Regions from separate parts of the Mus musculus genome. Here regions 2 and 3 are each linked to region 1. A link is a loop called in an ENCODE intact Hi-C map of the cell type or tissue named here. Cell type or tissue: heart. All regions are shown on one strand. Links, peaks and the distances in the headings refer to the core of each region. The heading gives the core; the rest is flanking DNA.

Region 1 (10,548 bases), core at 2,310-7,309:
TTTCTAAACATTTTTTGAAATTTTATTTATTTGTTTATATGTTATGTCTGCAGGCACACAAACAGTCATATTATATAACTTCTGTCCATATTAATGTGTGCTTTCACTTGTTCAAGTGTGAGTGGAAGCCAACAGTTATCTTCCTCAATCACTTTATCTTATTTTTTGAGACAGGGTCTCCAGTGGAACCTGGGGTTCATCACTTCAGCTGGCAAGTGAACACCTGGAATGTGCCTGCCTATGTCCTCCAACACTGAAGTTACAGACACGTCCCATTGAACCAAGCTTTTTTGTTGCTTCTGTGGTTCTGGACTTAGGTTCCTCTTCCTACTCACTGGGCTCTCTCCCCAGCCCTCAGATAACCTTTCACACAGCTTTCCCTAGTATTGAATGATCTTGGTTACTATGTGTTTTGAGTTTTTAAAAAAGCTGTTTATATAATTTTGTCTCCTCTATATCACCTAATAACATGTTTGCTGTTAACAGTCACATTTTTTTTTCTTGTTTGTGACAGCCTTTTACACCAGACTTTTTAAAGCCAGAAATGCATGTATAAGACCCCGAAGCACCAGGCAAAGGTTTTGCATGGACGTTTCCTGGGCATTGTATGGGACTTGGGCCTGAATTTTCCTTACTAGAGCTTTTTGTTAATTAACCACTCTGGAAACAGGGAGGATAACCTTCACTATTGTTATCTCAAATTCTCAGAAGTGTTTTGGCCCAGGGAGCTGTTTGGGATGATGGCCTGTGGAGACATCAGTGGTCCATCCATACTGCAGGATTACTAAGAAATTGAGAGTTAGTTTTATAGGGATCCTATATATGGAAGTCATTGTTTTCTTTATTTAAAAATGGCTATGAGATTTCAGGGAGATGTTGGCTGATGGCAATATAAATGAATGTATGTGTGTACCCAGCAATTTGGAGTGTCAGTCCCCTTCCCTAGAGCAGTGACAGGACTCTGCTGAAGGAAACCATAAGGCACAGTGTGGCCACCACAGAGAGGAAGGCGACTTTTACCCGACTCCTTCCTTTGTGGTTTGCCTCTGTTGAGACAGCTTATGGCATTATGGTGTCACAACAAATTTCCCATCAAGTCACGTTTGAAATCATGCTCACTGACAAACCAGGTCTCACTTTGGACAACAGGGATCACTGGGCACAGATGCCAGATTCTACATGTCTCCCTGCTAAATGCCATCCTGTTACCATTGCTTCCTGTTTGCTGTTGATACTATCACAGAAATCTCTCTCCTGTGTGTCTCATCTGCTTTTCCATCCTGGCTGGTCACATCTTCAATGCATTACTCAGGGCTGGGCCGGGCCAGGCAGGGCCGGGCAGGGCAGGGCTGGGGAGGGGAGAAGGCTCTTTTGATGTCCCATAAGCCATCCTTCACTGTGCCAAGGCTTCGCTCCTCAGTCCCTGGATGGGCTGTTCAGGTGTATGTGAGTTCACTTAGATGCCTTGACCATCGATGGATGCTTCAGGAGCTCTGTGGTCAGTGTTCATCTCAGAGGCAGTGCCCTACTTCATGGTCTCATCTATAGGCGTGCACCAGCCTGATGTAATGTGGCCTTATCAAAGACCCACCAGGCCAGTAGGGTTGAGAGCACGCGTTATGGGTAGGCCAGTGTAGGGTGCCCCCCCCGGGATTTTGGGGTTCCTTAGTTGCTGTAGGAATTTGAGGAGCTTTAGCAGCCTCTTTTGGTCGTCATCATTCTGGACCAGTTGGACCCACCCTTTGATCCTAACTGTCTTAAACTTATTTTCAATTATGGTAAAGTTTACTTAATAAATGTTATTCCCTTACCATGTTAAAATTTTTATTTTAATTAATTTAATCATGGATGTGCATGTATATCCACGTGGGGACATATGCATTGAATGCTCTTGGAGACCAGAGGGTGTCAGATCCTCTGGGGTTGGTGCTCCAGGTTGTTTTTAGCCACCCGGGAATCGAACTTGGGTCCTACTGCAAGAGCAGGCTGTGCTTTTAGCTGCTGAGCCAGCTCTCTAACCCCTTAATTACCTTTAAGTGTACATTTCAATATTGCTAAGTATACAGTAATCCCTGGATGTGCATGAGATCCACCTTCCTCAATTTAACCAGCTACAGGTAGGAATTGTTTGGAGAAACATGGATCTGTGCAGACCAGGGAGACACGTTTTTCTTGGGATTATTGCCTAAACAATACAGAAGGACAGACACTTGCCCAGCACCGGTATCACTCAGAGATACGGGAAAGCGGGTGAGAGATGCTCATGGGTTCTGTGCAAACACTACCACTTTATTATAAGCGACTCTGGGGTCCTTGAATTTGGTGTTGCGGATAGTTCTATATGAGTGCTGGTGTGTGTGTGTGTGTGTGTGTGTGTGTGTGTGTGTGTGTGTGTAACTGTTCACTTTGTTAGAGCATTGAATCCTTTTCATCTCATAAAACTAAAACTGTATCAATTAAACAACAGCCCCTTGATCCTGCTTGCTCTAGCCACCAAGAGCCAGTATTCTGCTTTCTGTCCCCATAGATTTGTCTATTACCTTGAATGCATCCTGTGACTGAAACCCTGTAGTCCTGTCTTCCTAATGACTAACTTCACTTATCAAGTCCTTGGAGGTTCCCTCTTGTTATGACATGGCTCAGTGACTCCTTTCAAAGAAAAATGTTTCTCCATGGTGTGTTTTTAATCATAGGGCCCCTTAGAGGTTTTGGCTTCGTTTGGTCCTCAGTTTCCCTGTCTGTCTGGGGTGGGGGTGGGGTGAGAACCAGGCCACAAACTGGGTACTGAATTGTTTTTCCTCACCTCTAAATCTGGGGCTTGAGGGCTAGGACTGAACTTACTGGTGACTTTCTTGGGACCATTGTTGGTGCCATCTAGGGAGTATAGATTTGTCACTTTTGTACTTTACAGAAGGTGTCACCGGAGTCACAGATCACCTACCTCATGGGACACACTTGAGCAAGTCCTATCCTGTGGCAAACTAGCTTCTCTAGGGTAGCCCAGCACAATGGCTGCTTAAGGCTGAGTCTGCTGAACCTGAGGCTACAAGCCTCTGTGGAACTTTGAGCCTGTGTGTGGCCCTGGGCTCCTGCCACCTGGCCTCCCTCAGTGGTGCTGAGCCATCTGCCATCTGCTCTCTTCTAACCATTCATTATCAAAGAAGGTTTCTAGGTCTAAATGTTGTTTATGATCGCCATAAAAAAGTGTAAACATTACAACTGAGAAAACTCACAAATTCTCTGCCACCCTTCTCCCCAAAGGGATCACCATTGTTAATGTCCCGTTCTCCTTACATCCTTGGTTTCCTTGTGGGGAAGGGGACCTGGAGAGGAGAAGGCCTCCAAGGGAAGGTCCCCAGATCATGGTGTCAGCACACACACACACACACACACACACACACACACACACACACACACTTGCACACATGCACACACACATATACACACACACACATGCACACACACTTGGGTGCACACACACACACATGCACATACCTGCACACACACACACATGCACATACCTGCACACACACACACACACACACACACACACACACACACACACACACTTTCCAGCAGAAGCTGAGCCTTTGCTGTGATGTCTCCTTATGACTCCGGTGTCAGCACACCGCTTTGTCTGTGTGAAGCCACTGGGAACAGGAAACACCCAGGACTTAGGGCTTGATCAAATGCATCACAGGTTTGATGCCAGCCAGGCAGCAAGGGTTGGGAAAACTTTTTTTCGAATTCCCTTGTGCACTTGACCTTAGTGATATCTCTCCACCTCATCTTGGTAGCTGTTACCTGTGTATCAGGTCTTCATTTGAAAACTAAGGCAGAAATCCATAATTAAGGTGTCAGAGGGGCTGCTCCCACCTCTGTAAGGCATGGATCCTCTCGTGGCCATATTGGAGAGGAGAGGGGATGGTGAGTGGGGTCCAGGGGACCTTCTCATTGCTTTAGAGCAGAATGAGCAATGAGGGGTAAAATGCTTGAATATGCTGAAGAGGAGGCTGGCAGGTTGCCTGGCCCTAGCAGTGAGCAGCCAAGCTTGTCATTGGGAAGGGGGAGTGGAGGCCTTCCAGTGCATGTAGAACTGACACTGCTTAGCTCTGCCCTTCCCTGCCCCCCCGCCCCCCCCCCCCCAGCTTGTGTCTGTGAGACATGGGTCTGCAGGGCTTTGAAGGCAAAGTGGACACTGGCATTGCACCTGGATTAGTGCTCTGAGGTGGTCTGAAGTGGGGGACTTCCAAGTCATGCTCTGACAGGAGAAAAATCATCTTATAAGCACTTGTGGGCATGTCCAAGATGGCAGGTGAATCAGGGACACAGGAGACTCTATTCTTTCTGTGGTTCTCAGCTCTGGCTTGGGCCCCTTCAGGAATTCTCCTGCACTGTGCCTCATCTTTGTTAGTCAAGAGGCAACACTTGAGTAAGAGTAAGAATACAGGTCAAAGGTCCATGCTCAGTGTATTTCCAACAACTACTTCAGAGCCCCAGACCTCAGGCCTTTCAGCCCTTGGACCATAAGCAATAGCCAACAGTTCTTCCCATAGAATGGCCAGATCCAAAATGACCTCAGAAAGCATTGTTTTTTTTCTCAGCAACATTACAGGCATTTGGAAAGGATTCTTGTAACTGGAGAGATAATCGGTTTAAACAGCTAGCACCCCTTTGTAATGAGCTGCTGAACACTGAACCTTGCCCAACTTCTCCCCCATGGCAGGCAGAACACACTCTCGTTTTCTATCCCATGTGGTCTCCCCCACCCCGTGTGGTCCCTGCAAGGTCATGCTTCACAAAGATTTGATATTCTTGAATGGAACGTGCTCTGGTCTCACAGTGAAGTTAGAAGTGGTTTTGAGCTAGCACATTGTTTGGCACCTGACAGAGTGCTTGGGTATCTAGCAGTGCCTCACACTGAGTTGTTAAAGATGCCTTGGTACACAGTTTGGGGGTGTGGGATGACTTCATCAGACCCTCATAACAATCTTGTGATATATACATATCATTCCATTTTACCCAAGTAGAAGCCAACATTTGAGAAATCAGTATGTTGGACTAAGAGGTGAGAGGACCATGACTAACCAGGTCTCCCTGATGCTCTGACTGTCCTTTGGATTACCAACTGGATGCCTTAAGCCATGCATCTTTGGGAGACCTGTGATTTTTGTCTTCAATCTAGTATCTGAAACCCAAGAGAGTCAATGTTTCTCTTTAGGGGCCCAGCCTCCTCCCCAGCCCAAAGAAAGAGAGTATGGACACTGATAGAGCATGTTGTTCTCCTTCCTCTAGGGGGCCCACTGTGCTCTTGCTGTGTCCCAGACCCGATGGGACTCTCCTTCCTCCCCACTTATGGCTGCCAGAGCAACCGCACGGCCAGCGTGGCTGCCCTGCGCATGAAGGCCCGCGAGCATTCAGAAGCTGTCCTGCAGTCTGCCAACCTCCTGCCATCCACCAGCAGCAGTCCCGGCCCTGCTTCCAAGCAGGCGCCTCCAGAAGGCAGCCAGGACAAGACCTCCCCAACCAAGGAACAGAGCGAGGGAGAGAAGAGTGTATGAGGGTCCAGAGGACCCAGCCGGGAGCCCTCCCCACCCCTGCTTCTCTCAGCCTCAGCCCTGCCATCCTCTGAACCACAAGGAGTAGCTGCCTCCTCAAGGACCTGGCAGGGGAAGCGAGACCTGCAGCTGGTTGAGAGCTGGAGAGTCCCTCTAGAATTCTGCTGGTAGGCTGTGTTGTTCTGGCTTTTTCTTTGGTGACATTTCCTGATGGCTCTTAGTGGCTCTGGACACTGCTCTGTAATGCGGCCCCTGGATTTTTTTGTCTTGTTTTGTTTGTTTGTTTGTTTGTTTTAGGCCAAGCAGTCTTGGAGCAAAGCAGATTAGTTCTTCTCGCCAACCTTCTTGAGCTATCTGAGAAGGTCTTGTCAATTCCAGGGGCCATGGCATGGATCATTCCTGAAAGATGCCCAGAAGTGGCATCTCATGACAGGAAATGAGTCGCTCCCACATTGCTTAAAACCACAGAACTGATAGGCTATCAACCAGTTCTCACTCTCTTCAGTCAAGACTGTCAACAGCCCCTTTTCTCTTGTTTAAAGGTATTAGCTGAGGTTTTGGTTAGGAAGTGACAAGATATGGTCACAGTGGTCCTGATCCTAGCAGGTTCCCCTGGCCCAGTCAGACAGGTTGTCAGTTCTGTGGCCCCTGGGAGCGGGACTGCTATCCTGATACTATGTGTGTGGAGCAAAAGTGGGTTCCCTGCAATTAGAGTGTCCACTTGCAGGCCCCGCCTCTCTTCAGAAGAGTGATGGGAAGTTCACTAGTTCAGAACGTAGCTTTATGGCCCACAAAAGGACAAGAGCCCCAGAAGTGGGAGGAAATCCCCAGGAAGGTCCCTGAAATATGCCCAGAGGAGCCGCCTGTCTTCATGTCCCCTGTATGTAGAGAGGGTGACAAGACAGGAAACCCAGTAAGATGACTCCGTGTGGCGGAAGAAAATGAAATCCAAAGGGCCAAATTTCATAGAGATTTCTGCCTCAGTCTAGTGTGGCTGTGTTCTTCCATGCAGATGGTGACCTCGGAGAGATCAGAGGGAGATGTGCAATAGCGTGTGCCCCTCTCCTGGCCCGGTCCTGCAAGGGTTGTGGTTGTTGGTGGCTTTTGGTGATGATGTTTCCACACAAACAGCCATTGCTTTCATGAAGGCTGTTATCGTTTCAGTTCTGATAATCGAGAGGCCCCGCTTCCAGGCCATCTGCCTCCCCTTAGCTCTTCAGAAGCGCCCCTCCCCTGTAATACTCCTCAGTGTATCGTGCCTCACTTACGGTTATGGCAATGCATCTGATGGAACACACTGTCTCCATAAAAAGGAAGAAAAAAAAAAAAGAAAAAAAAAGAAAAAAGAAAAAAGAAAAAAAAAAAGCCAGGTCCTTGTTCTTGCTGTATTTTGCTTGTTGAGTACAAAGATGAAGCGATTTGCCAAAAAGTGGCCAAGTTGCTTCCATTTCCCTGTAATTATGAAGGTTTGGTTGGGCGATGTATGCTCCAGCCCTTATGCACACTAACTCTTCAATCTAATTGTTTGATTAAACTCGTATTTCCTCCAGAAAGGTACATAAATAAGTGAACTGTTGGGCAAATTAAGAATACTTAACAGCATTGCATCCGAAAAGTAGTTATGCTGATTAAATTTTGTGTCCTTGAGGACTTTCAGGAAATTACTTTTGATCGTCAATAACACAATTAAGTAAACTACACACACATTAGCATGAATAATTGATAAGAAATTATGTATTACCACGAAGCACTGATTTAATAATTCATGACGCGACACTCCAGTGACTGTGCAAAACTGGATCACATTGAAAAGTCTGCCTGACGTTCTGGAAAGAAAGGAAAAACAGCGAGAGCCAAACCTCTGCAGAGATATCTGAGCACTTAGTTCTGATGTACAAAGGGCAAAAGTAACCGATGCATGATGTCGTTTCTGTTCCTTTAAACACCTGAATAAATTTAGACTTTAAAGACCTCCCTTGACTTCTCTTTCTCCTTCTTGGTTCCCGATCCCTAAGCTTCCAGGCTGGGTGGAGTCTGTGCTCTCTAATACTCCATTTTGGCCAGCTTGCAAATGGAAATGCTCTTGAAGCTTGCAGGAGGACTTGGAAGCCTCCGGCACAAAAACCTTTTAGCAGATGCCGGGGCAAGCTGGAGGCCCCTGTGTGAGCCAGAGCTCTCCCTTAGGTCTTCAGGGCTCAGGCCACCTGCCCCACCTTGTCCTCATCGGGGCCATCATGGGTGAAGTGCTCTTTGAAGCAGTTATAGTTGGAGCCCCCGTGGGCTGTCCAGTCTGCAGAGATTCATAACACAACTATAAAAAGACATCCAGCTTTGGTCTGGGAAGGAGGTTCAGGCCCAAGGGATTGATTGATGATTAATAACTATTATTAATTTATTAGTTGAAACTTTCCAAAGAGCATGTCTTAATGCACTGCAGATTATGGTAATAGAGCTTAGAAGCCACCGCAGCCATGATAGGGACAGTGGCTGGCCTTGGTCAGGGTGATGGTCCTGGGAAGGGGAGCAACAGCTGGGCCACATGGAGTCATGGTGGGTGACCTGGGCACCAGACGTTGGGCCATTCCCAGGAGGTTTCTCTCCTCCTTCAGTCTGCATTTTATTTATAGGCTCCGGTGCAGGAGCCTCTCTGCTGGGTAGAAAGAGCTTTGTTACACACCAGTCCCATTGTCTGGGAATTCCACAGGGTTAGAGCATCACCCCACAACACCCCATTCACAAGGTAAGTACGGCTTGAGTACATCCCTCTCTGAAAATCCCTAGTCTGAAAGGTTCCCAAACCCTAGAGCTCTGGAGTACTGACATTGCAGAAGTGAAAAATTCCATTCCATACTTCATGCACAGAATCGCTGAAGCAAGTGTAGAAAGGCCACAAGATGTGTTTATGAAACACAAAATCTGTGATTTTTGTTGGAGTCCTTTCCCCAAAGCATGTCATTATGCTTACGAAAACAAAACAAAACAAAACAAAACATTCCAATATCTGAAAATGTCACAGATCTCAAAAGCATCTGAGAGAGTCTACGTCTATTCTCATTTAATAGATAGAAGGATAGTAAGTAGGGCAACTTTGTTGCTTTGCTTGCTGTCTATGGACTCTGGCCTGAACCTCACTGGGTTCAGCCTAGCAGAGCAAAGGCCAACCTGCTTGCTCTTGGTCTACCCCTGGGCCAGTAGGCTGGCCTTCTGTTGTGTGCATGTCTGTCTTGGGACGGACCCAGGAGGGATTTCCTGCCCTGATGGTGTGAGAGTTCCTGGGCTCCTCAGATGGTTTTTCTAGGGAGTTTACCACAAAACAGTCTGGTACTCAACCAGTCTACATGGCGAAGGCTTCACTGGAAAGTGTGAAAGTGTTGCCAGCTCAGAGCCTTACTAAGCTACACATTTTACATGTTTGAAATCCCAGCTCTTTTTGACTGTGTGGCTCTGGTCAGTCATCTAACCTCTCTATGCTTTAGTTCATATGTTACCATGACAACGGGCTTGTGGGGTTCTTTGAAGGCGATGGTTGAATCCATTTCTAAATGGTGCCTGCTAGAGAGGAAGTACAGGGTGAAGGCCACTTCTCTTCCCACCATGCCTTGCAGGGAGTGGGGCTGGAAGACGTTTCTTGGTTGGAAACCTTGGGTTCTCCAGAAGGGAGAGTGCAAAGGGGAATCAAAGAGCTCACCAGACTCCTTTTTCCTGCAGAATTCATGGAAGAGTAGGACTTCCAGAAGGAAGCACATGACTAGGCTTGCAGTTGGCCCTCAGCATGGAGAAGGTGGGGACAGTGTTCAGGGGCAATGAGGACACCTGAGTCCAGCCTCTCGGTTTTGCTTTAGGTTGAAACCAGTAAGTCAAAAGGATACCAGATGACGTCAGACTCACACTGGACTTCAGGGGGCAGGTATCAAGAACCAAGCACTTGAAGGGGTCTCTCCTTTCTGCTGCTCTCTGCCTCTCTCCCCTCCCCGCCATGGCAGCACAGCCCTTTAGCTTCTCCCCTCCTCAGACTTATTCACCTGGGCATTGATTGGTTCCTGGTGGTTTTGAAAGTTTGCCCAGACTATGTGGGCAGCAGAACGGATCAGTCCAGCTAGGGCCCAGCAGATGTGCAGGATCCATGGAATGTGGCCTATCAGGGCTTAAAGAGACATTCCTTAAAGAGAAAGCTTCAGAGAACCATTTATAAAATGGCAGTTAAGGGCTCCGGATGAAGCTCAGAGTGTTTGCTGTGTATGCAGGAAGCCCTGGGTTTGATTCCCAGGACCACATCAAAGTAGGTGCTGTGGGGCTTGCCTGGCCAGCTTTCAAGAGTTGCCAGCCAAGAATCAGTGCTTCAAGGTTGTCCTCCACTGCACAGCCAGTTCAAGGCCAGCCTGGGCTATTTGGCCCCCCACCCCTTATAAAAAGAAAGAGAACAGCTTCAGACAAGGCTCCACTCTGTGGGGACACAGGAAATCTACCCTTACAAACTTCAGCTTGGTGTTTTTCAAGGCAGGACTTGATCACTGCTACAAATCCGTATAGAAGCATGGAACGTGTAGTGTGCCTGCCCAGACCCAGGAGGCTCACGGTCCCTGTGGCCATGAAACACCCAGCTGTTTCTATGAGCGGTTCTCAGCTGCCCACCTATGTCCAGATGGCCCTCCCAGTGACAACAAAGCTCTTGCACGGGAGGGTGGACCTATGGAGCCTCGGCACCGCCAACAGTTGTTCAGTAGAAATAATATTTGACCTACTGGACCTGCGTTTTCTCCATCCTGAGCAGTGGCCCCTTTCTTGCTCCCAGCATGAGTTGTTCTCCCCGCAGAATCAGGCCCTGCAGCTCACTTCATCTTCTTGACTCAGAGACACAGTCCTAGCTAGCCCTGGACTCCTCCACTGAAGTCTCCATAGACATTAGCATCCCTACTGGACTGTGGCAGCTTGGAGCTGGGGAAGCAGGGCAGGTCTGGGGACCTGAAGGTTGATGTTATTACCTGTGTGA
Region 2 (10,548 bases), core at 2,984-7,983, 95 kb after region 1:
GATAGCAGAGGAAAAGAAAGGGCAGCTGTCACCTTCAACTTGTAGGTAACCCCTCTGTTCAGTGGTATGCTGTATGTGTGCCATGACCTATGGAAGGCTGGATACATTGCTTAAGTTTCTCTGCTCTAAGAAGCCTGTCTGAATGGTGGAAGAAAAGAGCTCCAGGCAGCTAAAAATGGAGGCAGGAATCCTCTCATCCTGAGGCAATCATCTCAGACATTCAAGTCAAATCCCATGTCCTAGGAGAAACAGCTTAATTTCTACCAGAATAGCACTCTAGGATTCTGATTCCTGAAGCCAAGGCTCGGGGACTCCCTCAGTGGAGCCCTTGCTCAGTTTGAGTATGGAGCACTCCTTGGGTGTTAAAAGCTTGGTCTCTAGCTTGGCACTGTCGAGGTGAGGACTCAAAAGATGTAGAACCCAGTGGGAGAATTTCTAGTCCTTGGAAGTATGAATACCACATTCTTATTGGAGGCTTGGAAACAGTGAATCTGCCCTTTCATGGAGATTTTATAATTTGATCCATCTTAGGTATTTGTTATAGTAATGGAAAGCTGAATGTGATAGTGTCTTAATTTACTTTCTAAAGACTATGATCAAAAACTTGGGGAGAAAAAGGCTGGCTTTTATGTTCCGGTCACAGCTCATGAAGGGGAACCAGGTAAGGAACTCAAGGTAGGAACCTGGAGGCAAGAACTGAAGCATTTGCATCTCGTGGCTTGTTCAGCCTGCTTTGGTGTAGAACCACCCACCCACAGTGGACTGTGCCCTCCCACATCAACCATCAATCAAGACAATGTTCCACCTACTTACGACCGTTTCTCAATTGAGGTTCCCTCTTCCCAGATAATCATGCCTTGTGTCAAGGTGACAAATACCTAAATAACACAGATGGTTAACACTCACTCGCTATTTGAAAAGACGTAGAATCACCCAGGAGACAAGCCTGTGGGCATGCCTGGAAGGATGTTTTCGGAGAAGTCTAGCTGAGGTGGGAGACACATCATGACTGTGGGTAGCTCCGGCTCCTAGGCTGGGATCCTGACCTGAATAAAAGGGAGAAAGAATGAAACAGAAGCTTCCATCTCCCTCTGTAGTTAACCTTGCTCATCATCCCATAAAAGCTTATAAAATGATAATTATTTAATTGCATATTTGATCTACACAGTATATTTTATGTATTGTATAATTATCACTATCGTAATGAACGGTGGCTAATTCTTCTGTAACAGAAGTCAGTAGCAGAAGGACTACATAAATATCTTTTCTATTTTACTTCAAGATTCTGTTGAGAGGCTGGGAGTGGAGCTCAGTAGGAGAGCACTGGCATTGTATGTATCAGCAGACATAGAGACACAGACACAGACACACACAGTGACACAGGCAGAGACGGATGAGGACACACACACAGAGACACACAGAGACACATAGACACACAGACACAGACAGACTCACACAGATAGACACACAACAGACATACAGACACAGATACACACACAGAAACACAAACATACATTGGACATCTCACCAACCTCTTCTCTTTGTTTAGGGAGGTTGACCTGGTGATGAAACATCACTGCTTTGGGGAGAAGCTCCTCATCCTGCCTCAGAGACTCTCGCTTAAGGAGAGGCCCAGCCCACTCTCTGGAGGGTAAGGATTCCGGTAAGAACGCTTCAAAGCATTGTCCTTTGATCTTCAGGAAAGCCGGCTGTCACAACTACAGTGTTAGAGTCTGTGTCATAGCAGTTGTCTCCCCAAACCTTTCCTCTTAATCTGTCCCATGTCCACTGCCCAATTACTACTGTCATACACGATACTTTTCGGAAAGTGAAGGATTTCTCTGCAGTATATCTTGTCATTGTATTGGATCTCAATTTTCTATACACTGAAAACAAAATAACAAAAACCCAAACCTTTGTCCAAAGGACTGAGTCAATGTGGACTTTATCAAGCTGGTCAAAGGTGGAGGGTTTTATTTGGAGCATGGCAACACTGGGCTGTCTATGGCCAGGTTCCCATCTTCTGGGGCTGTGCTCACATTTTTAAAGCTTAGATGTGAAGAAATGGAATTATTAAGTAGAGAGACATGTTTTGAGGCTCCCAAATTTGTGCACTCATTAGAAGTGTTTGTTTGCTGGTTTGTTTTAGAAAGAGTCTCACTATGTGTCCCTGGCAGACCTAGAAAGCTCTGTGGCCCTGAACACAAGGAGATCCACCTGAGTGCCAAGTGCTGAGTGCTGAGTGGTAAGTGCCGAGTGCTGAGTACGTGCGCCACTACACCCGACCAGAGCCTGTGTTACTGAATTGTCATACTCAACCTTAAAACCAAGAAGAAAGGAAACTCCATTCCATTGCCACCGCAGTGCAGATGGAACAGCCAAAATTTGCAATCTACTCACCGTGCACTGGGCCTTCAGGTCCGGTCTGTGCTTCTACTAGTGTCTAGATTTTTGGTTGGTTCTTATCTGACTTGGGACAGTTCTTTAAATAATATGACAATTTACTTTTGTGTGTGCTAGCTGAAAATAATCTCTTTCCAGCATGTCCTAGCTGGACTTTCATTTTCTTTCTTTTTTCTTTGAGTGTTAGAGATAGAACCCAAGGCTGTCTGGGTAAAAACACCTGCTGTACCAGCGATCCATATCCTAGGACCCATGTTCTCACCTCTACTTGAAGTGAGGTATCTTTGATACTAGATGTACACAATCTTTATAGGTAACATGACTTAGTATGTTAGCATTTTCCCGTGTGCTGTTTCTGTTGTTGATTTTGCGAGCATGGCCACACCCCAGTTGCAGTAATTACTGACATGAGTTTATTTCTCCCATCCCCGAGGTTTCCTTCATAAATAAAAATACTATTTGTTGATTCACCCACTCCTTCCCCCTTGTGTGCGATGTTCCCTCTATCACTCTCTGAGTCTTACACGTCTTTGACATCCCTTCTGTGAACGCTTAGCCTGTTCTATTGATCTGTTTGCACATTCTCCTGCCAATGAAACACTTAATGGTTGGAACTTCACAGCACACTTTAGAATTTGGCAAGCCGACTCCCCCTGCTTTTGAAAACTGCTTCCAACCTTTCTCACTTGTTTATTTTTTTAAGTTTGGAATTATTTTATAAATACTTGTTTCATTAAACGATTCCACTGGTATTTGGTAGGGATTCTATTCACTGTGTAATTGGAGAGCAGTGAGCACTGGCTCACTCTTTTCATCTATTAGTGCCTATTAATGAGACTCTATGGCAACTTAGCAATATACTTGCAATGTCTCCTCTTCATATATTAAAATATTATTTTATAGATCCTGCTAACATTTGTCAGTTATTTGTGTTGCTGACACACATGTGCTATGCTGTTTTTTTTTTCTGCTTTCAATATTTAGTCTGAAACTAGTTATCATGAACAAGTCACTATTTCAGCAAATGGGAGGCTGAGGCAGGGGGATTGGGAGAGAGAGTTCATGGTCGGCTTGGGCAAGACTTGAAAGCAAAGCAACATCATCAACAACAAAACAAACCAACCAAACGAAAAAAAAAATCAAATGAACAAAAAGGAGAAATCTATTAGTCTAGTATGAGGCAGTCATTTTGATACTATGCTGGTTTTATGGCTCTGATTCACTACACAGCCCAAAGTCTCTGTCATTCACTCCCATGGTGCTGGTCACTAATGGTGCAGAATAAATGAAGCCATGAAGCCCCTGACACTGACCTCAAACAGATCCTTCCTCCCTTTAAACTGCTTGTCTTATGAATTTTGTCACAGCAACAAAAATTCTAATGGATGCGACTTTTAAATTATTATTGTTTGTATTTATGATAGTCTTGATTTGTATTATTTATTTATTTATTTTTATTTATTATATTTTCTTTAAATACATTTCAAATGCTATCACGAAAGTTCCCTATACCCTCCCTTTTCCCTGCACCCCTACCCACCGACTCCTGCTTCTTGGTCCTGGCATTCCCCTGTACTGGGGTATTGATTTGTATTCATTCTTCTTATTCTCAGCAATCTTATTGATTTATAATTTATTGACCAGTTTTGTTGAGTCTTGGTAGTTTATAATTCTGTCGACTGTAATGACATAATGCTTAGCTTGTCCCCAGGAAGCATCCTGTTTCTTTTCCCCAGACCATACTGTGCCAGCCTGGACCACATGCTTGTGCTGTTTCACCATGGTGGTAAAGACTTCCTTCCACTTCCTCTCCTTTTCTCTAACTGTCTCTCCCTCTCCCCCTCTCCCTCCCCCTCTCCCTCCCCCTCCCCCTCCCTCTCTGCCTCTCCCCCTCCCTCTCCCTCTCTGCCTCTCCCTTTCCCTCTCTGCCTCTCTCCCTCTGCCTCTCTCTCTCCCTCCCTGCCTCTCCCCCTCTGCCTCTCTCTCTCTCTCCCTCTCTCCCTCTCCCTCTCCCTCTCTTTCTCTCCCTTTCCTTCTCTGCCTCTCTGCCTCTCTGCCTCTCTGCCTCTCTGCTTCTCTCCCTCTCTGCCTCTCTCCCTCTCTCCCTCTCTGCCCCCCCTCTCTCCCTCCCTCCCTCCCTCCCTCCCTCTCTCCCTCTCTGCCTCCCTCCCTCCCTCTCTGCCTCCCTCCCTCCCTTCCTCCCTCTCTGCCTCCCTCCCTCCCTCCCTCCCTCCCTCCCTCCCTCCCTCCCTCCCTCTCTCACATGAGGACTGGGGTTTGTTGCCTGCACACATATACAAGCTGGCTGTGGTGGCACATGCTTGGATCCCAGCTCTGCAGAGATAGAGATAAGCAAGTCCTCAGAGCTTGTGAGTGTGGCTGTGTGGACATGTGTATACCTGCTCGTGGAGGCTGAAGGTCAACATCCAGTGTCTGACTTCATTTTTGTTCCTCTTTCATTTTGGAGACAGTCTCTCACTTAACCTGACATTCACCATTCTGGCTAGACTGGCTGGCCAACCAGCTGTAGGTATCCGTCTCTTTCCCCCCCTCCAGCTTTGGGGCTACAGATGCCCAGTTTTGTATGTAGGTTCAGGGGACTTGAATGTAGGTCCTCATGCTTGCTTGGCAGGATCTTTACCCAGTGAACTATTTTGTTTTCTGCCCATATTTCATTATTTTGGGGCTGGATTTTGCTCTGTTCCTTAAGTTGAGACTCAGGTGCTGTCCCTGCCCAGCCCCCCTATAGCTAGGAGCACAGATGTGAGCTTTTATGTTTAGGTACCACTATGCTTCCCACCCCCCACTTTTTCTATGTCTCATTTAAAATGTAATAAAGCTCTCTACTAATCATTATTTTGTATCTTCTTGTTAAGTTCCATTTAAAGGGTACCAAAGCCATCCACTAATGAACTATTTTGTAGTAAGGTTCAATTTTGTCCAACCCAGAGTGTTCCATTCAAGTGTGTGTGCACCAGCTTGTGACCACCCATGTGGGTGCAGGTTCAGGTCAACCTCAGGAGTTCCCCATCTTTTTGGTGTTTTTGTTCTTTGGGACAGTTTCTCTACACAGTGGTAGCTGTACTGAACTCACTGCGTAGATCAGGATGGTCTCAAATTCGGCCTCTGCCTCTATGGAATGTTGGATTAAAGCTACCACGCTTGGACACACCTTGTTTTATGAGGCAGGGTCTTTAGCTGGTACATAGAGCTCACTGATCAGGAGGCTGACCAGCAAGCTCTGAGGACCTGCTTATCTCTATCTCTGAAGAGCTGGGATCCAAGCATGTGCCACCACAGCCAGCTTGTATATGTATGCAGGCAACAAACCCCAGTCCTCATGCAAGAAAGCCAACTTTGTGTTTAGTTTCAACCATGCCTTTTTAGTATCTGTAAATACCCACATTTACTCCAAGTCACTGAAGTACTGTTGTATTTGATCTATTTTCTTACATACAGTCATTTTTAAAGTAAAGATTATTATATTTTTACTATGATATTGATTTTCTAGCACCTAACAGAATTGGCTACATATGTTTCAGGGCCCTGTACAAAATCAAAAAGACGGGAGCCCCATTCAAACATTATTAAGGAGTTCAAGGTGGTCACACCTGAGGTTAGGCCAAGCAGAGTCTATGTTTCTGCACAGGATTAGGCGAAGGAAGTTCATGCCTTGTTTTGTTTTGTTTTTTAAATTTATACACAACATTAAAGTGATCTTATGTGTGCTATTGGTCAAGTTTTAATTTCAAGGTTATGTTAACTAACTAAAATAAAATAAAATAAAATAAAATAAAATAAAATAAAATAAAATAAACACAGTACCTTTCCCACCCTCCAGTAGTGTTTACTTGACAGGGGAACTAACCATTCCTGGGAAATATGCAAGGAGCATGCATGTCGGCATGGCCGTCTGAGGATGGCATTCTTGGAAAATTCTTCTGAAAAAAATTTCTTAAAAAGTTCCACGTGAGGGTCTGGAGAGATGGCTTGGCAGTTAAGAGCACTGACTCCTTTTCCAGAGATCCTGAGTTCAATTCCCAGCAACCACATGGTGGCTCACAACCATCTGTAATGGAATCTGATGCCCTCTTCTGGTGTGTCTGAGGGCAGCTACAGAATACATTTAAAAAAAGTTTGATATGAATATCATTGCCACCTGGGGTTAATAGGTTTCTAAAAATTGATTTTAATAATTAGATTAATTATTTGGCAGTTTAATATGCCTGCTTTTTTCTTCCTGTAGTTAGTTTGCATGTGAAGTTTTACAGCTGCAGTGGCTTTTCCTCAGTCTGGAGCTGGTTCAAGTACACATCTGCTCTTTTCTTCCCCAGCCTCTAAAAGATTTCTGGGCAGGCTGGCCACCCTCTCCCTGCTAGCAGGTTCTCTTCTGCTCCTTTGTATTGCTTGTTGCATTGATAACTACTTTTATTCTGACAGCTTCTACTTACCTCCTTGTATGCTTTTTGTTTGCTAGTCATACTTCTGATTAACATTGGTCTCAGATTTTTGAAACATGTGTGTGTGTGTGTGTGTGTGTGTGTGTGTGTGTGTGTGCATGTGAGTGCAGCTTGCTCCTGGAGGCTAAAAGTGCCAGTTCCTTCGAGCTGCAGTTACAGGTGTTTGTGAGCTGTCTAGGTGTGTCCTGAGAGTTGAACTCAGGTAGTTGCTAGAGCTTTTAGCCTTTCAGCTATCTCTCTGCCTCCCTAGCTTTCATTTTTAAAGTATATAATTAAAGCACTTATATAAAAGGATCGCTGAAAGCCTGTGTAGATGGCTCAAGGATAAAAGTGATTGCTGGGAAAGCCAGATGACCTGATTTCAATCCCTGGAACTCGAGGCAGATGGGAGGCAGAGCCAGGAGAACTGTCTGGAAGCTCATGGTGAGCTAGCCTAGAGTATGCACTGTGGCAGAAACAACGAGGGAGACCTTGCCTTAAGAGAACCTACTCCCAAAAGTTGTTCTCTCTCTCTCTTTCTCTCTCTTCCTCTCTCTGTCTCTCTCTCCTCCATCTCTCTCCATATCTCTCTCTCTGTGTATCTCTGTCTCTCTCATACTCAAAGGCAAGATTAGAAAAGGGATTAAACGATTATTGTGGTATTATGATTTGGATATAACATGTCCTCCATAGACTAAGTGGTTTAACACTTGACCCCAGCTGGTGGTGCTGCTTGGGAAGGTTGTAAAATCTTTAGTGGGTGGAGCCTTGCCAGAGGAAGTGTGTCAATAGGGCTGGGTCTTGAACATAGCTGGTATTACTTCCTGTTCATTCTCTGCTTCCTAAGTATGTATGCAAGGTGACCATACAGTCTCCTGCCCGTGCTCCTGCTCCTGCCTGTGCTCCTGCTCCTGCCCCTGCCCCTGCCCCTGCCCCTGCCCATGCTCCTGTGATCATGTCTTCCCTGTCTACCTGTCTTTCCCACCATAATGGAGTATTCTTCGGAACTGAAGCCAAAACAAACCTTTCTTCCTTAGTTGCTTTTGTCAAAGTATTTTATCACAAAACAGAAGATAAATGAACATAGGGCTATAAAAAATATGATTTTTTTCTGCTTCTATGTGTGATCTCTGAAATTCCATGTTTTGTTTCTCCCTAAGAATCAATAGTTATAAATCTGATTTCTATGATCCATTAATCAGTTAAGATCTCCTAACTAACTTTTAAACATACATTTCATTCACAGTTTCTCTTCTTACTATATTTCAGAATCTTGAATGCATACTCTCTACCTTTTTTGAGTTTTGTGTCTCTTGTATAAATGTTGTAAGATGCTTGGTAAGTCAGAGTAGTTTCTGTTTGGGATCCAGCCCAAGATTTACCTGTTGTTTCAACCTGACTAGCTATTCTCACAGTGTTTAGTCCCCTTAATTTTGTTTAGCTTATCATTTGCAAATGGTTATCAACTGAAAATTGCTTCTGGGTTAGGGATGGGGACATGCCTCCACCCTAACTGGTACAGACCCTTGCAGGCTCTACGCATGCTTTCTCAGCCTTTGTAAGGCCATGTCTCCATCAATAATGTTGATTTAGAGGGTCTTGATTCCTCGGTGCCCTCTATCCCCTCTGGCTCTTACACGGTTTCTGTCTCCTCTTCCACAGGTTTCCCTGAAGCCTGAAAGGAGGTATTAATGGAGACATCCCTTTACATCTGGGTGTTCTAAGGTCTTTCCCTTTTGGTATGATGTCTGGAAGTTGGTGTGTCTCTGTATTTGCTCCCATCTGTGGCAGGAGGAAGCTCCCGTGATGATGGCTGAGCAAGGCGCTGATCTATGAGTATAGTAAAATGTTATAAGGAGTCATTTTATTTCAAAGTAACTTTTTAAAAAACAGTAGTAGCATTTGGCTTTATCTTAGGCTCCCTGGCTATCTAGTTTCAGGTTCTTAGTCTCCCAAGCAGTGTCAAGTATGGGTTCTATGTCATGTAATGGGTCTTCAGTTGAATCAAATATTGACTTGTTACCCCCACAAACTTTGTGTACCATTGCACCAGCCTATTTGAAGGCAGGTCTTCATTGTAGATCAAAGGGTTTCAGCTATTTTGGTGTTTCTGTTTCTCCTTTGGTAGTATTCAGAGTAACTTCCTACACCAAAGACACCAGCACATGGTGGTGAAAGCTCTATGTAGACACCAGCTCAACCTCTCCATACTCAATGAGTTGTGTGGGTGTTGTCCTCAAAAATGGAGCCTTGCTGTCAGCTTGTGGAAAGCCATTTATAGTCTTGACAACAGCTTGGGTTGTTTGGGGTTTTCCATGTGACACCTTTGGCCAGCCATACAATTATATGTAACCCAATCCTGGTACTGAAAGCTCTATTTGGTGACAAAAGATGGCCAGGTGGGGTTCTGTCTCCTTCCTTTTTTTTTTTTTTTTAGCAATTTTATGTAGATAACCTTTATATATGTATCTGTTTTAGGAATTTCTACCATGTTAGGTTTCCACACTACCCTTTAAATGGCTTTTAATTTTATCTGTCTTTCCCTATATTTTCCCTTCACTCCTCCTCTCCCTCTCCACTTGATTCTTCTATTTCAGTCTCCACCACTGTATCCATCCATACCTCTCTATTCTATTTCTCTCTCCTAGGAGATCTGTCTGTGCTCCTGGTCACCTACTCTACTCTACTGTACTCTACTCTATACTCAACCTCTGTGGTTCTATGGATTGTAGCCTGGTTATCATTGACTTAACAATCAATATCCACAGGTAAGTAAATATTTGTCTTTCTGGGCTTGAGTTACCTCACTCAGGATGATTTTTTTTCTAGTTCTATCCATTTGCCTGCAAATTTTTTTATTTCATTTTTTAACTGGCTAAATAATAGTCCACTGTGTACAAGTACTACAGTTTCTTTATCTATTCTTTCAGTGAGGGACATCTAAGTTGATCTCAATTTCTGGCTTAAAAGAATAGAACAGCAATGAACATAGTTGATTAAGTATCTCTGTGGTAGAATGAAGCATCCTTTGGGTATTGCCCCAGAGTGGTATATCTGGGTCTTGAGGGAGATCAATTTCCACCTTCCTAGGGAACCACCACAGTGATTTCCATAATGGTTGTAGAATTGGCACTCCCACCATCAGGGGATGAGTGTTCCTCATGTTTTCCCATTCTTACTGACTTGAGTAGCCACTTGTTTTATTAATCTTCCTTATTCTGACAAGTGTAAGATAGAATCTCAAAGTAGCTATGATTTACATTTCCCTGATGACTAAGGATTTTTTTTTAACATTTCTTTAAGTATTTATCAGCCCATTTGGGCTTTCTCTTCTTAGAATTTTCTGTTTAGATCTGTACTAGAATTTTAATTAAGCTATTTGTTTTCTTGATACCTAGTTTCTGAGGTCCTTATGTATTTTGGATAGTAGTCTTCTCTTGGATGTGTAGCTGGTAAAACTCTTTACATGTTCTATTGATGGATGCTTCTTTGTTGAATGATGGTGTCTTTTGCCTTACTGAAGCTTTTCAGTTTCATGAGGTCCCATCTATTAATTGTTGATTAGTTCCTATGCTAATGGTGTTCTGTTCAGAAAGTCTTTTTCCATGCCAATGAGTTCAAGCCTATTCTCCACATTCTCTTCTAATAGTTTCAGTGTATTTAGTTTTTTTTTTTCCATTTTTTATTAGGTATTTAACTCATTTAC
Region 3 (10,548 bases), core at 1,807-6,806, 170 kb after region 1:
AAGGTATTGATTGCCTTGACTTCTGGAAGCTGAGTGTTTGGATCCCAGTGTGTGAATCTTTAAGAATTAATTAGCAAAGATTGCTCGGAAACACAACATGGGCCCGAGTTTTGATGCTGTCAGGTCACCCACTCTTATCATTCCCTCTTAATTAAGGTGCTATTTGTGGAAAGTGGAGGCACTTGCTCGTGTTTCATGGCCTCCCTGGCCTCCTCATCAGTTCGATGGTCTTCTATGGCTTCCTGCTTCTCACTCCTGTCCAGGGCAGCTGTGTCCTAGCTGGACAGAACATGGAGAAGACCATGTCCTCCAGCCCCAAGGACTACTTTGGGCACCTCGACCTATGTGACTGTCCCCATACCTGTTTGAGGACACTCACGATAGTCTCTGTGTCAGTGCTCTGCCAGCATGACCCTGTTGATCTACCTCTTTAGTTCTTGAATTCTCAGCCCCTTTTCAGGCCCTCTTGGACCTTGTACCTGCCTTCTGCTCCATCCTCCTCACCCCTCCCATCCCTCTACTCTGGCTCTCATTAGTCATCCTGTCTCTAACTAAATTGTAAACTTGTAGAAGTTTCCAAACACCCCAGGCAGGGTTAAGTATCCCCTTAGTCATCTTTGCTGGCCAATTCACTGTGGACTGAATGTATGAAAAGAAAGTTCCAGTATGTGGCAATACCTACTCAGCACCCATCTCTCTGGGTATCAAGTCCAAGGACTTGGCTAGGTGTATGGATTAGGAGATGGCTGTGCATCCTTAAGGACTCTTTTTCCATGGGTAATTCTCCCTGGACACCAACGGGCAGCCATTGTGCCTTGCTGTCTAGAGTCCACTCCACTGCCTTTTCTCTTCTCATCTGTTTTTTTTTTTTCTTGCTCTGATCCGTTCAGCTCTATCTCCAACTAGGTTCTCTCAGAGAAAGACTGTGGCACAAAGGGCCATGAGAGGACATAGGGGATATCCTGTTTACTAAACATGTGGCTGCTAAGGTCAGGCTGTGATGAGAGAGAAAGAGGGTAACCTAAGAAAATGGTTTCCGTGGTTTGGGGGCTTATGATCGGGCACCTGCGGTTTCTGCAAGTCACAGAAGGTTCTAGACCTCAGTGAAAGCCACACAAGCAGCAGGAATAAAAAGACCACAAAACCCAAGGCCAGATAGTCTGTTCTCAGTGTTCTACTGGTACAAAGGCTGAGGCATACCACATAATGACAGACATGTGTCATTATCAGGGTCAGTTCAAACAGCCTCATGTGGGGGGGTAGCTAGAAAGACAGGGCTGCTGCCTGGTTTTCTTAGATGCCCACCTACTCATGAACACCCAAGAAGGGAAGGGGCTGCCACACTCATGCCACCCAAACAGGCAGATCTTAAAAACAGAGCAGCCCTGACTTCAAGGTCAACGAGAGAGGAAGCTGTGTCTCTAGTGAGCGCTTCTTACATATCAGAGTCTTAGGTCCCCATTTTCCCAGGAAAAGAGCCGGGCTTAGGATGGAACAGTGGTATGAAGCCCAGCTGCACTGTCCCCTTGATTTTTCGTGCCCAGGGTCCTTTCTGTGACTCTTTCAACTGCTGCATAGTTTCAGCTGTGTACCAGTACAGCCCAGGCTCCTGAGGACTCACAGTTGACTGCAGAAGATGGAGGTGTTCTCAGTAGCCTTTCTCAGGCTCAGAATCACATGAGTGATGCTATCGCTCACTTGTCTCTATGGTTGAACCCTACTTGGCTTTTTACAAACTTGATTTTTATCGTTTCAAGGCTTTGAGCTACTTCTGGGTTCGCTCTGAGTAGCTTTGGATTGATTCCTCAGCCATCTCAAGACTCTGTATTCTACTGTGGCGCTCCATCATCAGTCAGGATAGGAATCCGAGTTGCAAAGGCTCTCAGGTATCATCCTGGCCCTGGGGAAAAGAGCTATTCTTGTATTATTGGTGCCTCTGTGCCATAGAGCAAGATACAAGGGTAGGAGATCTAGGGAGGGTTCAGAAGTTATCCTGCGCCAACAGAGACAATAGGAGTCTTTCAGAGGACTCTGGAGTTGGCTTTTGCACTAATTCTTAGAGGTGATGAGGAACCTCAGGACGGGATGTCATGGCTTGCTCTGTTTACATGTTCTCACTAGGTTTGTCTGCAGCTACCCTAAATAGTTCCTCATTTCATCCTGTGTTCTCCATTCCCACCTCCCTCGATAGCCTGACTTTCTGTGATGTTGTGTCGGGACTCTCCCCTAAGCTAGCGATCAGTATGGTCCTCAAGACCATCCCAGAGGCAGCCCCCCCCCCAACAAGAATCACCTGAAGTGGTCCCCACAGGAACATCAAGATGCTACAATGGACCAAGTGGCAAATGTTTACTCCAGTCCCCTTGGTCACTCTTTGGCAGTTCATGGTCTCCTCTGGTTACTTCGGGCTACCCTGCTGCAGGTCCTTGGTTTGTGTGTGTATTCTTTAGTGACATAGTGGATGCTGCTCCTGACATTTGAAGCCTGTTTCCTTTAGCTGGGAATGTCGGAATTCATGAGATCTAAAGTTAGGACCTACCGCCCACCCCTCAATGTTTAAGTACCAAGATAAATGCGGGCAGGCATCGGTTGACAAAATTTAGGGCGGCCACCCCTATTTTTAGTTCAGATACTTATAGAATGACACATGCCGACTAGCCCACAACTGGGAATCACACACCCTGATTCTGCCCAAATAAGGTGGCAGGGAATGTTAACCCCCAGTGAGAGTGGACCCAACAGGTGGACAGCACAAAGAGGCCTGGATGCCAGGGATGGGCTTTTAGCGGGTCAGATTCCAACAGAGATGGGCAAGTCCAAACTGTGCCTAGGGCTCACTCTTCTTGGCTCTCCTATGGCAGCCCTGCCCTCTTCCGCTGGAGGGGAGACTAAGCTACTTGATAGGGCCTTTACTCTTGTCTCCTCCCCCTTTTCAATTCTGGCAAGGAACATGCTAAGTAAATACTCTACCTCAAGTTTCCCACACCTCTAGCTCAAGAACCATGAACTCTTACAGAACTGGAAGTCACCTGCAGAGCAGGCCACAGGCTGGAGAGGCACAGAGAGCGGCTGCTGTGTTCATGCCCTCATCAGATCTATCTGCAGCTGTTTTAGAAAGGGCAAAGCATCAGGGCCCAAATGGGGTGTGGAGAGACGGTTGAGTGTCTTGATGTAAGTTCCTCTGAAAGAGAGTGCCTGCGTGCAGGATGCTACCTATTCACACTTGAAGGCTATGTGGGCCCCTTCCCCTGGAAGAGTCAAGGTCTCAGCAGGTCAATCGAGAAGGCCACAGCTGAGGTTATGCTCAACCTCCACACCCAGCTCATCAGGGACAGTGATGAGGTGCAATGCACATCTGTGCATGCAGGCATGCATACACACACACACACACACACACACACACACACACACACACTGTGTGTGTATGCATGCCTGCATGTGTGTGTGTGTGTGCACGCGTGCATGTGTGTGCATGTGTGTGCGTGCGCGTGTGTGTGTGTGTGCGTGTGCGTGTGTGTGTGCGTGTGCACGTATCTGTATGCTTGCACTTAGCCAGGATCATGGGGTTAGAGGTAGCAAGTGACATCTGCCTCAGGGACAGCAGCCATGACAATATCCATCCAAGTCCAGACTGTACAGGGTCTTAAGAGCCTGTGTTCCAATACTTTGCCACGCCCCAGCATTGCAAGAATGCCTGCAAAGCAGTGGGTGGAAGCTCCTGCTGGGTTTGCTCAAACTTCCTCCTGGGGTCTCACACACCCCGGGGCTGAGCAAGGCATCCTGCAGTTCATGACTGTAGGCAGACAAGACCTGCAAGGGCCATCCATCCTCTAGCTACTTTGGAGCGCTGGGGCCTTTGCTGAGGCTCTACAGTCCAAGAGGGACTCCCCCAGCTCGTGACCCTAGCAGGAGGCAGGTCACCTGCTGGATGGATCCTTACCCAGGGGCTCATTAGAGAGCAGAGTTAGACCTCCCAGTGAGATAGTGAGAGCAAAGGAGCTAGGGCAGATAGAGAGGATTTCTCTCCCTGAGGAGGGGAAAGGCTGCCGCCGAGTGGCCAGAGGGCTGGCTAGCAGGAATTATTGCTGTAGTGCACAGTTCCATCCGCTGCCTTAGGTTTGTCTCTATGATAATTCTCTCAGTGGGAAGGGAGGAAATCCTCTCAACTGGAAGATTCAGAGATTAGTGAAATGTCTCAAGGCTTAGAGGGGATCTGAGCACAGAACAGAAAGGGTGGTGTCTAAGGGACCTGCAAAGGGCTGAGCTGACCACAAAGCAGAGCTCCCAGCCTTGGGACTCAGCAGAAGGACCCCAGTGCTCAGGGAAAACAGGAACCTGGGTAGTATTGTTGACTAGGACAGGATCTGGGGAGGCCTGGGCAGGGCTTTGGGGCTCTGATGTTAGAGCTTCCTTCCATCCTCTCTTCCTGCTTCCCCAGTGGTCAGAAGCAGTGCATCTTCTGAGGCCTGGAGTTTCCTAGGCTTGCCCAGTTCTTGGAAAGAGATTTAGGCTTTGTCTCCTGAACTGCCAATCTGAAGCCTGTCATGGAGTCAGCCTGTCTCAGTCCTTTGTGTAGCGCTAGCTGAACACAGCGTGCTGAGTGTCACTGAGGGTCATCAGTGGTCATAGGGGAATGGAAAAGCTCTTTGCTGATTGGGCAGGCAGAGCCTCTGTCCCTTTTACCCCTAGGAGCTCAGGGCTCAGGGGGCCTCCTGGGAGCTCAGTGGGAAGGGCCGGGCCACCTGTTCCCTCCCATGAGAGACCCATTGAGGTGCATGAGAGGAGGCTGAGATCCAGTTGGTCATTGGCCTGAGTGGTGTGGATTTATGTCCCCACTGTTGCTATTTTTATTCTCTGGAGTTTCAACCAACTGCAGTCTATCATGATCTGAAAAGTTTAATAAGGAAAGTTCTTCCTTTTGTCTTAGCTCCAAACTTTGTCTCTGTAACTCTTTTCATGGGTATTTTGTTCCCTATTCTAAGGAGGAACAAAGTATCCACACGTTGGTCTTCCCTCTTCTTGATTTTCTTGTGTTTTGCAAATTGTATCTTGGGTGGTCTAAGTTTCTGGGCTAATATCCTCTTATCAGTGAGTGCACATCTAATGACTTCTTTTGTGATTGGGTTACCTCACTAAGGATGATATCCTCCAGATACATCCATTTGTCCAAGAATTTCATAAATTCATTGTTTTTAATAGCTGAGTAGTACTCCATTGTGTAAATGTACCACATTTTCTGTATCCAATCCTCTGTTGAGGGGCATCTGGGTTCTTTCCAGCTTCTGGCTATTATAAATAAGGCTGCTATGAACATAGTAGAACATGTGTTCTTATTACCAGTTGGAACATCTTCTGGGTATATGCCCAGGAGAGGTATTGCTGGATTTTTCTGAGGAAAATTGGATTTCAGACTGATTTCCACCCGGGGATCCATCCCATAATCGGTCACCAAACCCAGACACTATTGCATATGCCAGCAAGATTTTGCTGAAGGGACCCTGGTATAGCTGTCTCGTATGAGGCTCTGCCAGTGCCTGGCAAATACAGAAGTGGATGCTCACAGTCAGCTATTGGATGGATCACAGGGCCCCCAATGGAGGAGCTAGAGAAAGCACCCAAGGAGCTGAAGGGGTCTGCAACCGTATAGGTGAAACAACAATATGAACTAACCAGTACCCCCAGAGCTCGTGTCTCTAGCTCCATATGTAGTAGAGGATGGCCTAGTCGGCCATTACTGGGAAGAGAGGCCCCTTGGTCTTGCAAACTTTATATGCCGCAGTACAGGGGAATGCCAGGGCCAAGAAGTGGGAGTGGGTGGGTAGAGGGGCAGGGTGGGGGGAGTGTATAGGGAACTTTCGGGATAACATTTGAAATGTAAATAAAGAAAATATCTAATACGAAAGTTTAATACAAAAAAAGAAATGTAATTAGGATAATATATAATAAAAAACCATGAAATAGAAAAAAAAAAGAAATTCCTGAAATAAATACTTCATACATTCTAAATAACCTTTAATAGCATATTATCATAATCATTCTACTTTACTATTGGTTATTGCTACAAATATTTTTGAGTGTGTGTCTAGGTGTATATATGTAAGAGAGAAGGTGTATATAGGGTTTGGAAATTCGTGGTTTCAGGTGTCTGTGGGGAGTCTTGGGCTGTATTTCCCACAGGTATGGTACATAGCTTCTGGGTTCCCAGCACTGCTACCTTCTACTTGGCTCAATCTTTGAACACATTATTAAGTTCTCAATATCTCTATTTTCTCATTCACCAAATGGTGATGATCACAGGGCCCATGCCGCAGAGTGAATGTTATATTAAATATACGACCATCTGGACGGTATGCAACATCTGTCTCAGAAGAAGTGACTGAGGATTGCCAACATTCTCCAAGGCAACAGTCTGTGTAGTCTGTCTGTGGAGCCAATAGGGTACTAGTTAGTGGGGTCTCTGTCTCCAGGTTTGAAGGCCTGGCCTGAATCATGAGGCATCCCTGCATGGTGGCCTTCCTTCAGACCCTCCATCATTCATTCATTCATTCATCTGACATGTTGAGACTTCCTATTTGTCAGGTACTGTATCAAATGCTGGACACTCCTGTGTAGTCATTGGAGAGATCACCAAGACACTCTCAGTGGCCGATAGCTAGCTGAGAAGATACTAGCATGGCACCTGGTGTCCACAACAATACATAATTGTTGAGTTAATATTGACTTGGTCAGTCAAGTTAAAGGACTACAGGGCTGTTGAGGTTCCAAAAGCGGCAGCTCACCTATGTGTGGAGAGCCAGGGAAGAAATGGCATAGAACCAAGACCAGATAAAGGCAGAGAGGGGAGTAGAAGGGGCTAGGCCAAGGGAGTAGCCCAATGGCAGATGTCTGGGTAGACTACACAGGGTAGTAAGAGTGAACTGGATGCAGGCTGGAATCAGCACAGGGTCTTAGAAACTGCTCAGGAATAAGATGCTGAGCCCTACAGGATCTTGTACCTCAGCTGGGCTTTGAGGAAAGATTTAGCATCTCAACAAGGCCCGAGACCCTGTGACAGTCAGAAACCACTGAGCTTTTGAGGATAGTGGTCAAGGGGAAGAGGGTTTGGATAATAATGCCCCAGATGGAGTTCAGCCCGTTCCAACAGGCATTGAGCTTCTTTTTGTTATTTATAGTGTATATGATGTATATGTGAGTCTCTCTCTCTCTCTCTCTCTCTCTCTCTCTCTCTCTCTCTCTCTCTCTCTCTCTCTCTCTCTCTCTGTGTGTGTGTGTGTGTGTGTGTTTGTATGTGTGTGTCCATCCGTGTATGTGCCGGTGCATATTTATGTGAACACCAAAGGAGAACTGCTCTATCACTCTGCCTCTTTCCTTAAGACAGGGTTTCTTACTGAACCTGGAGCTGTGCTGGTGCCCAGTAAGCCCCACTAGCCATCCTCTCTGTCTCTGTCCTGCTACAGCACTGCATGTGTGTGACCATACCTCTCTCCCCTCTTTTAGAATCCAGATGCTAGGGATGGACCTTGGGCTCTTGTGCTTGTGAAGCAAGTTCGCTTACCATGGAGAAGCCTTGGCTGTGGTTTCTAACAAGGCTTGGGATTCTTTCTTCGCAGGCATTGGAGGAGCTCAAGTGTTGGCAACGGGCAAGCCTGCTGAGACTGAGATAGGTAGGTGGCCTCCTTGCTTGTTCTGCGTACGGATTTGGAGGGATATCTTGCAAAGAATTCCGGTACATGCTGGTGTGTGTTGTTGCTAGCCAGCACACAGCTTGCCCACAGGCCCACTGAATGGTCAAAATAGCTTTATTATGAGGATACAAGCTATCAAGGCCACCTCTGTATGCTGCCTGTCTCTAATCAGCAGCCCTAGCTCCCCCAATGCCTTATCCTGTATTTATGGACATTTGTTAGCAAGTTCTGCCATTCTCCCTGGTCCTCATTTATGGGGCTATGGACCATGACACCAGACAGAAGAACTGGTAAGGCCATTCATAACCCAAATAAAACTCATAACTGAGAAGGACTGGAGTTCGTGCTAGCTCCCGACAAGATTCTGGTCCTGTGTACATGACTAGGACACCCAACGAAGAGGACCACAACAACTGGTCACATCACAAAGCCCAGAGTTCTTCATGCTAATGAAATAGCTAGGGTCCCTGAGTGTTTATCCAATAGCATCCTTTCCTAGGCATCCCTTCCTGCAAAAAAGTATTTAACCTCTGGTCTACCCTGAGCGGCATGCATGCCCATCTGCCATGAATAAAACAGGTTGGGCCAGCAAAGACTGTCTTCTTCATCAAGGAGTGTCACAGGGGAGGCCTTCATCCTACTGAGTCAGTCCTAAGACTCCTGCAGAAGGTCCCTCCACACTCCTGGCACTCACTCTAAGCTAAGATGAACCCTCCCCACCCTCAGCCCCAGGCTCATCACTGGCCTGAGGGCCCATTCTCAACTCCTAGAAGTTCCCAGGAGCATCTGGGCGCCCAGGAGTTTTAGAACCACAGCCTCTGTCCCAGCCTCCAATTCTCACCTGGAGAAACACACACTGGGACCCCATTTTAGGCTGCATTTCGCCTCCTCCAAGTAGCATGTTGGATTCAATGAGCCCAGCATCCCAGCAGCGAGGAAGAAATGAAGACTAGCTCCCCTGCATTTTGCTTCCCTGTGACAGATCAGCAATGTTCCCACACCCCAGCAGCAAGGCTAACCACCGACCCACACTCATCTATATTCATCTGCCCTCTTCCCATAGTGGCTGCTCCTCCTCATATTGAGGCTTGCTTTACTAGCAAGGAGTAATCCATACATCACCCCCTCTAAGATAGCCCTGGACTCCAGGGCTCCCACACCAGTCCAGGCCACTTGTCATGTGACATTTCTGTGAGCTCTTTACCTGCCTTTCTCAGGAGACTCAAAGTTTCTTGAAGATAGGGCAGGTCCTTCCTCACTGACTTTTAGGTTCACCACATAGCAACAACTTTCAAATCCTTGATAGATGAGCTTACTAGGTAAACGAGGTAGGAGGGTGGGGAGCCAGAGGAGTAAGCTGCCTATCACCAGAGCTTGGGTGGCCAGTCCTGAGGAACTTAAATTCCCCATTCTGACGGCCAGAGAGATCAGGGCGGGGCTCTGAGGTTAAGAGAGGGGCTGAAAGTAGAGAATGGAAAATCAGGCTAGCAGGCAGGTTGCCATACAGAATGATAAAGAACTCTGGAAGGTCCCTGGAGGCTGACAGCTGAATCCTGAGTTCAATTCTTCCCTGTGCTTCAGATTTCAAATATGCCATCATTGGTATGGCAGTGGGAGTAGCCATATCTGCAGGTTTCCTTGCCTTGAAGATCTGCATGATCCGGAGACACTTGTCTGATAATGACTCTGCAGACCTGAAGAACACACCCCAGGGTAAGGGAGCCATGACAAAAAGAACCTGTACTGCTCTGCAGGAGAAAGGGTTGTCCTGTCTGTTGCCCTTTTGTGTTCCTGTGACAAAATACTGGAGGCAATCAACTTAAAGAGAGGAAAGGGATTGGGGCTCACGGTGTTGAAATTTTTGTCCATGCTCTATTGATTACTTTGGTTTGGAGTTGATATAAGTCATGGGTGTGGAGGAGGAAGCTGTTTCCTCTCAGAGAGAAGAAACTGGGGCTCTACAATCCCCACAAGGACATTCCCCAGGGCCTAAGATCTCCTAGTAGGTCCTGAGCACAATGGGCTATGGAATAAGCCTTTAACATATGATCCTTTGGTTGTTCAAGACCTGAGCCATAGAAAATGGTGTCCTGTGAAGTCACCTAATGGAAGACATTGAGGGACACTGATGGCAAAAGACAGAGCAAACCCAGGAGCAGTCCAAGAACTTCCACAGAGAACCAATGTGGTGTCGCTATAACTATCTTCCCCCTGTGTCACTCTGCCTATCTCTCTGTCACTGAACATCTGTATTCAGTCACTTTTGATATTCCTGAGAATTGAGCTCTCTGGTGAAGCTCTCTGGAGAAAGATGGGAATATCTGAAGTCAGTTTCAAAGTGAGACCTCTGTTCTCTTGTCCTACGGATGTGATCAGACAGCATCGATCCCAGGGGGCCCTGAAGTCCTGAGCTCAGCTAGTTGGTGGGCAGGTCATCCCCAGAGCAGGGGACAGTGGTTGCCTATGATCCAGATGTGGCTCAGCTCATGTGCCTCAGCGAACAGCAGCATGGCAGTTCACAGCCTGTGCTGTTTCAGGGAGGGCCTCCCTGCAGGACCTGAGCAGCTTCTCCCTGAGTCAGGTAGCAAAATTCGACATGGACTTGCACCCCTCTCCCTGGAAGACACCTCGGCCTCGGAGATAATGAAGATGATGATGGTGAGATTTTCTGTGGGGGAGTTCTGAGGACAAGGAGGAAAAAGTCTCTTTTCTCCTAGAAAACATGACCATGACACGTAAAGATACACGGGGAAGGATAGCGTGGGCCATGAGGGAGCTTCTGGAAGTGGACATCACTGGTCACAAGCAGTGTCTTTGATTTGGTTTTCCTATCAGTAAGAGTGGAAGAAGCTATCTTCCTATT

What was found. Hi-C counts contacts between places; a loop is a spot of excess contacts. Peaks named below come from ENCODE experiments on the same cell type or tissue, not always from the same donor. Only the 100,000 strongest peaks of a DNase experiment are listed, where the experiment ranks them.
Region 2: it touches region 1 in a loop (2.8-fold over the local background); 3 of 42 quality-filtered maps call a loop at or near these places.
Region 3: it touches region 1 in a loop (2.2-fold over the local background); 3 of 42 quality-filtered maps call a loop at or near these places.

What each region holds. Positions count from the first base shown.
Region 1 is chr14:32,623,440-32,633,987 of GRCm38, forward strand. Prrxl1 (paired related homeobox protein-like 1) reads left to right here. Exons shown (of 7, transcript NM_001347590.1): 7 at 5,296-7,530. The coding sequence ends at 5,561. Among named protein-coding and RNA genes, the nearest start is that of Prrxl1, 29 kb to the left of the region's middle. In heart, for the core only: a CTCF peak has its summit at 5,293; no DNase peak of the experiment used is centred there; H3K4me3 peaks cover 460 bases; H3K27ac peaks cover 591 bases.
Region 2 is chr14:32,717,485-32,728,032 of GRCm38, forward strand. Gm28651 (a long non-coding RNA gene) reads left to right here. Exons shown (of 5, transcript XR_874509.3): 2 at 1,550-1,651; 3 at 2,150-2,245. Among named protein-coding and RNA genes, the nearest start is that of Gm28651, 37 kb to the left of the region's middle. In heart, for the core only: no CTCF peak of the experiment used is centred there; no DNase peak of the experiment used is centred there.
Region 3 is chr14:32,797,514-32,808,061 of GRCm38, forward strand. Tmem273 (transmembrane protein 273) reads left to right here. Exons shown (of 5, transcript NM_001163616.1): 2 at 7,611-7,664; 3 at 9,267-9,398. Among named protein-coding and RNA genes, the nearest start is that of Tmem273, 17 kb to the left of the region's middle. In heart, for the core only: a CTCF peak has its summit at 4,058; no DNase peak of the experiment used is centred there.